Regions from separate parts of the Homo sapiens genome. Here region 2 is linked to region 1. A link is a contact called in ENCODE Hi-C or POLR2A ChIA-PET data. All regions are on one chromosome and are shown on one strand. Each heading gives the region's core, a stretch centred on a gene start or an enhancer-like site at or near the end of the contact. The rest is flanking DNA. Distances are from core to core; before and after follow the strand shown.

The links. Hi-C counts contacts between places; a loop is a spot of excess contacts on that map. ChIA-PET counts read pairs that join two places held with the same protein, here RNA polymerase II (POLR2A). Pooled maps may share reads with other maps.
Region 2: a pooled map of heart left ventricle shows a loop between it and region 1 (3-fold over the local background). The contact joins the enhancer-like site here to the promoter of ABCC9 in region 1. A Hi-C loop is called at or near these places in 1 of 50 pooled maps. POLR2A ChIA-PET finds 5 or more read pairs at or near these places in 2 of 52 experiments (activated T-cell and common myeloid progenitor, CD34-positive).

Annotation. Positions count from the first base shown.
Region 1 is chr12:21,938,134-21,944,076 of GRCh38, reverse strand. It overlaps ABCC9 (ATP binding cassette subfamily C member 9), which reads left to right and starts at 2,651. Exons shown (of 40, transcript NM_020297.4): 1 at 2,651-2,877; 2 at 3,252-3,367. RefSeq lists an enhancer at 2,241-3,218.
Region 2 is chr12:22,011,014-22,016,956 of GRCh38, reverse strand. No RefSeq gene overlaps it. Among named protein-coding and RNA genes, the nearest start is that of CMAS, 32 kb to the left of the region's middle. Within about 2 kb of position 2,357, at least 2 of the 41 ENCODE cell types and tissues checked have a DNase peak (open chromatin) inside an H3K27ac peak, as active enhancers do.

The DNA of each region.
Region 1 (5,943 bases), core at 1,402-3,901:
AATTGAACAGAATAGGTAGCCCGGAAACAGATCTTATTATGAACTAATTATGTGTATATGACAAAAGTGGTATTACACCACAATGCAGAAGAAAAAGATTATTCAGTAAATGGTGTTGGTGTAACAAATAAAGTATAAATGCAGATTTTCATCCCATAGTGTATGCCAAAATAAATTCCAAAATCAAATTTTTACTAAAGCCTTTAAACAAATATAAATGAAGGTAAATATTTATTAACTAAAGTGTTCTAATACATTGCAAAGGCAACAAGCAGCAAATTTGCCTACGTAAAATTTCCCTTAGGAGAAAGTTCAATGAAGTGCAATAGACCCTAGAGATCTGACTCATCACTAGCTTCTATGTCTAGCACATAGTGTGTGCTCTAATAAATCTTTACAGAACACATGAAAACTTTTTTCTTACTTTTTTGAAAGGCAGCAGCACTATCATTTTTTAACAATATGACAAATTGGGAAAAATGTGTCATATATGAAGCAGGATTAGTATCCTCTTATTAAACATTTGATTAGTATACTCTTATGAAACATTTATACAAATGGTAAACTTCATTAAGACCCATGAGGTACACAAGTATGTGAACAAACTGCCACAAAAGAGGGGATACAAAGATTAATCAATAGTGGGGAAATGTTGAATGTGAATAACAGAATTGAATATTATCTGTCAAGTTAAAATATTTTTTTAAAATAAAAAATAGCAATATCCAATGCTGGTTTGAGTATAAGTGTAATAGCTCATCTCATACAATTTGGGGGACTTAATACGAACTTCATAGAAGGGTGATTTTGCATTCTATGTTGACAGCCTTAAAAATATCTACCACTTTTGATCCCGTAATTATTTTTCACATAATTTATCTTAAAACATTACTTGTTAGAAAGAAAAAAAGTTTATGAAAAAAGGTCATCATATGATCACAGATATTAGTAAAATTGGGCAAATACATGTCAAACAACGGGAAAATGAATCTTATGGTATAGCCTTTCAATGGAATAGTATATAGCCATTTAAATTATTTTAAAAATTATTCTATATTTATTTAAATTATTTATCTTTATTGTCCCATTAAACAGAGGAGGAAGCTGATACACAGAGGGTTTATGTGACTTGTTCAGTCTCTGAACTAACTAGCAGGATGTGATATCGAGCAGGCTGCCTTCCTAGTCCACACTCTTAATCAATGCACCATACCGCCTGTGTTTGTTAAAACATAAAAAAAAATGTTTTCAGTAGTTTTATGGGTGTGTGTGCACAGGTGCATCTACGGGGGGCTCCTTGATCTCCTCTGTACACTTTCACATCTTCCAAAGTTTCTACAATAAGCATGATTTTTAAACATTGTAAATGACCTTAATGAATTGTAATATTCTTTTATAATCCTCAAGTAAACTTCATTTTGTGTAGTCACACTCAAGAGTTTTCATCTTGGGATTATTGGCACCCCCTATTTCCAGTTCTCTCTCCATAGATGCCCTGGAGAGCCTCTGGCCTCGCGTCCAGCTTGCTCACCCGGCCACCCTGGGCTGCATCCATAGTACCAGGATCCTCACTGTTGAAACGCTCTCTTATTTCCCTGCGCCGCTGCAGACAGCTCCAGGGTAAAGTTGTCAAGCGTTCAAAGGCCACAGGAACGGAGTCTTCGGACCCTCCCAGGTTTCGGCCCCATATGGCCTCGCAGATTCCTAGCGGCCGCGGGTTCAAGTCCCAGCCGCTGACGCAGGTCAGGCACTCACCCGGAAGCGCAGCGACCTTCCCAAGAGTGGGGCGCCGGCGGAGAAATCCCCTGGGACTGGCAGGGCTGGAGTCGGCCTGCATCGCACAGGCCACGAGGCCACCGGTGTTTAGGGTTCAGATCTGGGGACCAGCGCCAGCAGACCGCAGTCCTGCAGCGGCGCCCCTTGAGGACGGCATGCGGAGCCTCAGGGGCAGAAGTCCGCCCGGCTGACCATCCTTTATTAAAATACGACAGTTCCTGAAAACAATGCTTATCTCAAGCTGACTCAAAACTGGCTCTTGAGAAAATCCGGTGTTAATTAAAGAGGGTTGTCGGGGACAAAATTCACGGCTTGTGTTTCGCGGGGGAGTGGTTGTGGGGTGATCTTAATATAAACACGTTATCTCGAGAGTTAATTATGTCTCTGGTTGGAAACAGGAGAAGAGGGTGACTGTTTACGCAGTCCATGGGAATCAGCGTCTCACTTTAGGGGACGGTGGGCAAGGGTCGCCCTTCGATAGCGCGGCGGCTGGTCCACCAGAGAAACCAAGTTTTCTAGGTCGCCGGGGAAAAGCGGAAAATTAGACTTGAGCCAGCCTTGCTCCTGTGAGACATTCGTGCACTCATAACCCAGCAGTGGGTGCCTCTACCTAGAATGAGCCCTTCATTTCCCGGATCCGTTCAGGGGGAAACAGCGAAATCCCCAAATCCGCTTCCTTACGTGGCTAATAAAGGGGTGCTTACAGAGCATGGAAAAACAAAACAAAGAAACAAGAATACCTTGAGTGTTTTGACGTTTGAAAACCCGACTCCGGAGAATCATGGAATCATATTCCAAGTTTCAGTGTCTAATGAAGTTTAAGGGGACGCCTATTACTTGGGTTTGTAAAATCGCGGCGTCGCGCCCGCCCCAAGTCAAAGCTGAGCAGAGCAGGGATGGGGAAGGTCTCCGGCCCCAGGCGCGGCGCGCGGGGCTTCTGCCCAGTTTCCTGCTTCTCAGCCGCGGTGTCTGCCCCGGCCCAGAGCAGTCTGTGCAATTTAGAAACTCGATAGGAGGCAGCAGCTGGTCTCCCACCACCCTAAAAATAATCCGTTCCGGCGCACTGCGTGCTTCGCCTAGGGGAGGAAAACTGTCATCGGAGTAAGTGAATCCGTGTCTTTTACATGAATGCCATTTAAACATTTTTAGGAATAACTGTAAGTTGTCGATTTTGAGCTAACATTTCTGCTATCCAAAAACGCCCTCGCACTCTCTCGCACTTCTCGGCACTTAGCTTTCGCGATCGCTATTTCTAGAATTAAGGGACGAGGCCCGGCTCGAGAAGTGAAGGGGTGGGGATCAGGTTTCCAGTTTTACTTCAAAACTGCCGTCTCCTACTCAAATCAACTGGAAACAGTGAAAGGAGTTATTATTATTAGGAGTTATTATTACCGCCTTTCTTGTAGACAATTCTTGTATGTTCAAGAAGTAGTTTTCTATCTGCTTAATTTTTGTTACTCTTTACTTTTTTTTAGGAGTTCTGCGTCCGGGTTTGAAATTTACATCTTAAGACAGTGTAGGAAGTCGGTGTTTTGAAGGTAGCTCAAGTGCACCGGCAGGGGTTTGAAGCAGCGTGAAGCTATTGCCCAAGGTATTTATTTTTTGCTTTATTTGTTCAGTTTGGGATTTTTTTTAAAATCCCATTGCAGTATCTAAGGAATACCTACTGAGTAATTTCAACATTTCTTTTGGTGTGGGATGGTACTTCACAGCCACTGAAGAGTAAATGGGTGGATTCAGATCAGGCACTAAGTCAGAAGTCAGTGGTCATTTTTGCCAGTGATTTTCCCACTTGGATCTGTCATAGTTATAGCCATGGTAGCTAGCTAACTAGCTATACATCTTCTAGTTTTTATTTCATGAACTAGGGACTGAATAACTTCAAAGAAGTGATTACAGCATTTGTTTTTGCAAGTGACATCCATCCTGAAAATGCTCTAGATGATGATAAAGCCCTAAGTTCTTTAAAATGTCCTGCTTCTCTTTCATAACAGAATTTGGTTAATCTCTAAACGATTAAAGAATGAATCCTTTTATATGTAAGAATGAAAACTTTTATTTAAATTTAGCATGTTTTCTCCAGGTGTTTCCAGCATTTTAAACTCTCTGCAATTGCTATTCGATCAGAACTAACGCTTTCTGCTAAGTGAACAGGAAGGAAGACAAGTTTTCACTTGCTTTACTTGTAGTCTATTTCCAAAGGACAGGGCTGGCCACAATAAATGGTGTACCTTATATGCCTCAGCACTTAAATGTGTTTTTAGAATTAAATCAGATAACTACTGCTCGTGTCTTGCAGAGGAACCAACAGACTGGATAGGTCAGGTATTATATTCACCAACTAAATCCAAAATGTATATGTTCTAGATGTGTGGAATTTCATGTAATGCATTTCGAGGAATAAAAACACTGAGGGTGCGATTCTTGCCATGAAATCGTAAGTTAGATAATTAGGAGTATTTCTATTTTATGTTTTCTGCTCCATAGACATACGTTAGAAGCAAAATTTCACTTTGATCTTTGTTTTTAAAGTTTATTCAGTCAAGTTCTCCAACTCTATCACCTCTCATAAACAACTGAGCATATTTCGATGGCTTATGCTTGTGGAAAGGGAAACATTATATCTCCCCATCTGCTCTCCCTTCTCTCTCTCTCCTTGATGCTTGGGCCTCCCTCAGTGCTTAGCTGAATCTAAACAGCTCCAGAAGGGGTGGAGCTGAAGGATGTCAGGTGACAGAGTTTAGCCAGCAAGAACAGCGATTTATACCCTTCCCCAAACATTCCCAATTGAACCTGGTGTCTGGGAGGGAAACATTAAATGACAATTGGAAATTTAAGGATTAGGAACGTGGATTGAATAAAATGCCTTTGATAAACACAATAATTATCAATATATCAGCAATAAGTTTACTGCCTCCCTCTTTTTGTCCATGTTGGGTTGTAATGGAGGCTGGCTGTTAGAGTGCCACATGGACTCTGGATGTTGGATAAGGAGACTACGGGTTAAAGGGAAAGGATAAATGAGGAGTCAAAAGAAAAGGTGAAAGGAGACATGCGGTAAGGTAATGCACAGGTTCAGAGCCGGCCGGAAATGTGAAGTTAGAGTTTATGGCAGACAGAAAAATCGTTCTAAAGCGTTTACTGTACCAACTTGAAGTTTACACTTTTGTTTGATTGCATCATTTCTTATTTTCCTATCTTTTAGATCATATACCCCTACAATATACCCACAGCTACTGAGACTACTGTAATCTGATTCATACAGTCTAAATAAAACCACAGAAACTGTTTCTGACGTGCACCATTGGATTCCTAGTAACTAGCACGTAGTTAGCATCAATAAGTGTTTTTACAGTTCATTAGTTAATGGCATAGAATTCCAGATATCTGGTGTATGTCTGAAAATGTTCTTAAATTTTTCAGGTGATTGTACTTCTCTGAGATTTTTTTTCCAGTTACACACAACATTTATCCAAAGGCGATTTAATTGGTAGATTTCAGGATTGATTAAACACCAGGCAAGCAATGCTTATAGCTAATGAAGGGTGTAATTTGCAAAGCAGCAGGTTATATTTTAGCATCTACCTCAATGATACTAGTTTATAAATGTGGCCAACTGGAATATTATAATTTTGGATAAGATTATAAAAGTTGCTAAAGTAAAAATCATTTTCTAGTTTGTGCGAGGAAAGTTTATATATGTCTTTCAATTAAGAGTGGGCTTTAAGTTTTCTTTTTATCATTTCTACTAAATAAAGGAAGTAGTCTAAAAAATTCATTACTAGCTATTAGTTTTTAGTTTTGTTTTTGTCTGTCTTTGCCAGAAATACATCTAACATACACCTATAAATTAATAACTTCCATTTTGCTGTTTTTTAAAAACTTCAAGTCCCTTTTATTCTTTTATCCAGATTAATACCTTAATAGCTTGTTAGAATTTACCCAGTGTATAACTTCACCTTGAGGTTTTAAAAATACAACTTTTTAAAAAAAGATGAGGGAAAGACTCAACTAGAGAGCATATCAACTATTTATTATAAAAAGAGCTTATCAGGAACAATATGTGAGAGGCATTCTGTATAAGTATCTAAGATTGTAAATACACAGACTCTTTAGCTGAGGCATTCATATAATGCTTTATAAAACCTTTGCTTGAAATTTGATTTC
Region 2 (5,943 bases), core at 1,108-3,607, 73 kb before region 1:
GTCTAACATGACCTAGTCCTCATTACCTCTTTAAGCTCATCTCTTACTGCTCTTCCCCTCTCTCACTCCATTTCATCCACTTAAACTATACTGGCCTCTCTTATTGTTCCACAAACACGGCAGGTGCACTCCTATCTCAGGGCCTTTGTACGAAGTGTCTCCTTTACCTGAAAGGCTTTCCTCTTATTCTTATTTATTTATTTTATTTTTGATAGAGTCTCACTCACTCTGTTGCCCAGGCTGGAGTGCAGTGGTACAATCTTAGGCACTGCAACCTCTGCCTCCCAGGTTCAAGTGATCCTCCTGCCTCAGCCTCCCGAGTAGCTGGGATTACAGGCCACCACGCCTGGCTAATTTTTGTATTTTTAGTAGAAACGGCGTTTTACCATGTTGGCCAGGCTGATCTCGACCTCCTGACCTCAGGTGATCTGCCCGCCTTGGCATCCCAAAGGGCTGGGATTACAGGCGTGAGCCACTGTGCATGGCCATCCTCTTACTCTTTCTGTGGCTTGCTCTCTCCCCTCCTTGTTCTCTTCTCCTCTCACATTGAGGGGTATAGTGAAGTTACTACTTACAGTTTCAAACTTTGTCACTGGCCCCAGCATCCCATCTCTCTTACCCTACTCTCTATTTTCTCCAAATAATATATCATCTTTGGTATAATGTATATATCATTTTTATATAGTATATAAAAATATAAATATATTTTAGAAATAATATAGATACATTTATAACTAATATAGGAATTATATAATGGCTTATTATATTTATTATTTTCTGCACTAAAATATAAGCTTCATATGAACAGAGATTGTCTTTTTGAATCACTCCTCTGTTAGTGATTAGGACAATGCCTAATTGTAGGTAATCAATAAATATTGTAGGTAATCAATAAATACTTATTAAATGATGAATAAATGAATGAATGCTGGGAAGATAGTGCACCATACATTTTCAGTATTCAGGGTCTCTAAAGATTGCTTAGATTGTTAATTTAGAAATGATCACTTGGATTTTTAAGGATGATTCACTGATATAATAGTTGTTTTTTCCTTTAAAGCTGATTGAACCAGTGGTGGACTTAACTAGAATGAAATTTCAAAATATTATACAGCTGGCCTAGTTAAAAATATAATTCACACAGTTTAAGGTATAATAAGAAAGTGTCTAAGGTTTGAGAAATATTTAATATATTGAATATCTAGATTGCCCAGTAAGAAAGGAAATTGACATTAATCAGGCTATTAACATACAAGTCTTTCACATACATATTATCATTTACTCCTTGCAACTCTGGGATGTAGGTATTGCCCTAATTCTCCTGACTTGGAGGTTTTGGCTTGGGAACATATAATTACTTGGCCACCGTCACATACTACTTGGGAGCACAGTTGGGATTCAAATCCAGTTTTGTTTCCTAAGCTCATGGTCATTAATGACATGATTCTGCCTCACTATTCTTTAAGAGGAAATATATTTAAATCTTTAACAGAATGTATTTGTTGTGCCAAGGCCAAGTACAGGTAATAAAAAATCAGATAGACAAACCGGTGATTTATGAACATTTATAGCCCAGAGAGACCTCAATCAACTTCTAGACCCACCTCCAATTTCAACCTTGGTCCAGGATCAATTTTATTTTATTTTATTTTGATTTAGATAAGAGATAGATTAAAAAGAAACACTGATGTTAGGTCCCTTCATACTCTATATCTGGATAACTGAAGATAGTGTTTTTCAAGTCTTACTGTACATTCAACTCTTTAGTTCCATCATTAAGGACAAAGCAAAGTAATCTATGTAATAAAATCAACCTGACCGGGACATAGTCAATTTGATTATTCTGACCACTCTGGCAGCCAAGCTAGATTTTGGGTTGATTCCCATAAAAAATTAACCTATCTATCTCCTCTCCTAAACTTGGATGGGAAAAAAAAAATAGAACAAAGTTCTTCTGTCTGAAGTAGATTCTGCTTCCGGTCCCAGCCTCCGGATGATAATGACTCAAAGGGCAAAACATAAGTAAAGTGCATGCAAGGGTCATCTGTTGTTTTGAAATGAAATGAAGTCGCCTAACTCACACATCTGCTCCCCACCCCTGCTTTCTGGAGACGGCTAATGATCAAACGGAGCCCAGATTCTCCCCATACCCGTTTTGTGGAAATACCACCAGGGAAAGTGTTCCCTTGGCACTTAAGCTATAACTCAGAGTCTCAGAAAGTTCTTTTCTCTCTCATGCCCCAGTGTTAGTCGAGTGACTTTTGAGGCTTGAGGATGTTCTGCATGACTTTTATTTTGAGATCACATGTCTTGACACAGCTGGTGAGTGTTAATGACCAGGCCACAGCGCTCAGGTCTGCACGTCCACTCTCCCCATTTCCCAACAAGGGAAACATCCTGGGTTGTGGTTCTCACAACACAAAGGAGACACTAAAGCCTTAGAATAATCCTCAGTGGGAGAGGAGCTATTTTTCAATTTGGCTCAGGACCAAGTGCCAAAAAAACGTAAAACCATTGATTACATATTACTCCTTTTGGCCAAAAAGCAGAAATTATACAAACATGCAGGAACAATTTACTATATTTCTTTCCCACATTCTTTATTTTCCCCAGATATATTGTTTAAATTTGAACAGTTCTGCAAAAGATCCCATGGGAATAACACTTCCCACATGAACAGCTTCCTTGCTTATGAGAGTCAATTCGGTTCTCTGGTGGCCTGAAGGGCCAATTTAAGGTTATGTAAAGTAGCTGAGTAGCTGAGATAATATAACACCAGACGTCCTCATATGCCATTCTGTGGGGGAAGGGAAGAGGGAGAATCGTAAACCCCCAATATCTATGAGTTAATAAAAGACCATTCTCTGTAGCTTTGGGCTTAGTGTTACCTTCATACTATTCTTGCTCATGCCAACACAAAGCCCTGGTGATACAACAGAAAAGACAAGGAGGAGGACTGAGATATGATGTGGTGCAGCTCAGATCAACAACCACATATCATGATTGATATGCTAGGAATTAAACTGAAGGTTCAAAGGCAAGTTACATTCAATCTTTGCCATGAGCGTCCAGCAGAAAGAAAGGGCTATAATTTAAACCTGGTACCTCACAAACCAAAAGCAAGAATCTCAACTACAGCAAGGGGATATTATCTATCACTTTACAATTTCTTTCAACACAGTGATACTACTCTTGTTGGCCACTACCAATCACAGGGATAAAATGAATTAGCAGTTTCAGCCCCATATTAATGAAGCATCCAAAGCAATTGAAATAGAGCAGCAGTTTACCTAACAGCAGAAGTCATTTATTTTGTTATGTAGTTCTGTTATACTCCTGTGAAATTCAAATTATGTTCCCTGCCAAACAGAAAAAAATTTGGTGTATGGATAAAGTTGGAAGGGTTTGGGCAGGTTTTCTGTTTCTTTGTTAAGTGTTGTCTTAGTTATTATATTATCAAAGTCCAGTAGGGCTCCCCAGCCATCGTATTTCTAAGACTGAGGAAGAACTGATTCTTATGCTACGAGGAATTACTTTACTTCGCATAAAACCTTGATTAGCTATCTTTTGAGCAGACTTCAACCTATAGCAAAGCCTACTGAAGAATTTATTGAATGTTACTATATGCCAGGTTCTATATTAAGTGCTTTCTATATCCCATCTCTTTTACTCTTTGTAACAATTCTGAGAAAGTTAATATTATTTCTGTTATTCTGGAGGAAGAAATTGCTAGAGGTTACCTAACTTGCTGAAGATTACTCATCAATTAACCTGTGATGGAGTGGTGGAGCCAGAATTCAGAGCCAAAGTGTTGTAAATAATGGCCAAATACAATGAAATAGTATTGTGCTCAAATTTTAAAAATTCATCAAAAATATAATTTGTTAACAATAAAGATTTTTTACTTACATGTAATTGCTGAGAATATATTTGTATTTTCCAGAGTAGCCTTGAATTTTGCAAAGCTATTTTTTTTTTTGAGACAGGGTCTCTCTCTGTTGCCCAGGCTGGAGTACAGTGGTGTGATCTCAGCTCACTGCAACTTTGGCCCCGCCAGGTTCAAGTGATTCTCCTGCCTCAGCCTCCTGAGTAGCTGAGATTAGAGGCAGGAACTCCTGACTTCAAGCTATCCACCCACCTTGGCCTCCCAAAGTGCTGGGATTACAGGCATGAGCCACTGTGCCTGGACAAATTTTGCAAACTTTAATTCCACTTGAAAGAACAAGATTTTGACAACGTCAGGTGAAATATTTTTCTCAAACAAATGATTTGGGGGAAAAAGCTGGATAGTTAAGAACAATCTGTGTTTTTTTTTATCTTTCTTTTTCTGGAAATTAACCAGCACATTCTCATTGACATGATTTCTGCCAAGATATTTAAAAGTACCATAAATATAGAACAGGTATGCTCAGTGGAACAGACAGGGAAAAGACAGATGTTTAAGTAGTGCTGTTTGAATGGAAAATAGAAACTAGGCATGCATGTAGAGTTAGGTTGTATGATTCAATTAGCCTCAAAACATAAAACATGCTTTTTCTCTTGTTATGGCTTAATAACCTTCTTTATTCTTGTTCTAGTTCATAATTTGCTTTTGCATTGTAAAGAAAATATTTTTGTAGAAATGCAGGTAAGAATTATTTATGCAGTAATAAAATTCTACAGAACAAAATTTATAACACACACATACACATATATACACACACATATGCATATATATATATACATACATACACATATATATCATTTGAAAAGCATATAATATCAAACAAATCAGCTTTGTACCTGACCTGAATTATCACCATTTTTTTCTTTCTTTTTTTTTTTTTGTTTTTGTTTTTGGGATGTTTTTGTTGTTGTTGTTTTTGAGACAGGGTCTTGCTCTGTCACCCAGGCTGGAGTGCGGTGATGTGATCATGGCTCACTGCAACCTCCACCTTGTAGGCTCAAATGATCCTCCCACCTCAGCCTCCTGAGTAGCTGGGACTACAGGCATGCCACCATGCTTGGCTAATTTTTGTATTTTTTGTAGAGATGGGGTTTTACCATGTTACCCAGGCTGGTCTTGAACTTTTGGGCTCAAGCAATCTGCCCACTTCAGCCTCCCAAAGTTCTGGGATTACAGGTATGAGCCACCACACCCAGCTTGTTTGTTCTGTTTTTAATACCTACTAATGTTGGAATGGGAATGGCTGCAAACAAACTCAGTCTCAAAGTTTGTTTTGGGAGGTCTATTTAGTTGTGTGTCACTTGGTTTATCATCTCATTTCAAAGCTTTCATAACATTAAAAAACACAAAAACTAAACTTCATTTTGAGGTTCTATAGCTATGAATACCTGTGTGATTCCAAAGTATAGGGAAAGTGTATGTTTATTTTTATTTATTTATTTATTTATTTTTTGAGACAGGGTCTCACTTCTGTCACCCAGGCTGGAGTGCAGTGGCGTGACCATGGCTCACTGCGGCCTCAACCTCCTGGGCTCAAATGATCCTACCACCTCAGCCTCCCAAGTAGCTGGGACTACAGACATTCAACACCACACCCGGCTAATTTTTGTATTTTTTATAGAGAAGGGGTTTCACCATGTTGCCAAGGCTGGTCTCGAACTCCCGGGCTCAAGTGATCCACCCGCTTTGGTCTCCCAAAGTGCTAGAATTACAGGCATAAGCCACAGCGCTCAGCCTGTTTATTGTCATTTTAATGGTAATGGTATCAATGACCTTCTAATGTAGTTAGGTGTCTTATCTCTGAGGAGATGCTCCTGTGATATTTAAACTGAGATTAGAAGGAAAGTCCTCAGCAAAATACTAGCAAGTCAAATTCAGCAGCACAATGAAAAAGATAATATGACATGGTCAAGTGGGATTTATTCCAGGAATGCAAGGATGCACAACATATGCAAATAAATAAACATGATATATCACATCAACAGAATAAAGGACAA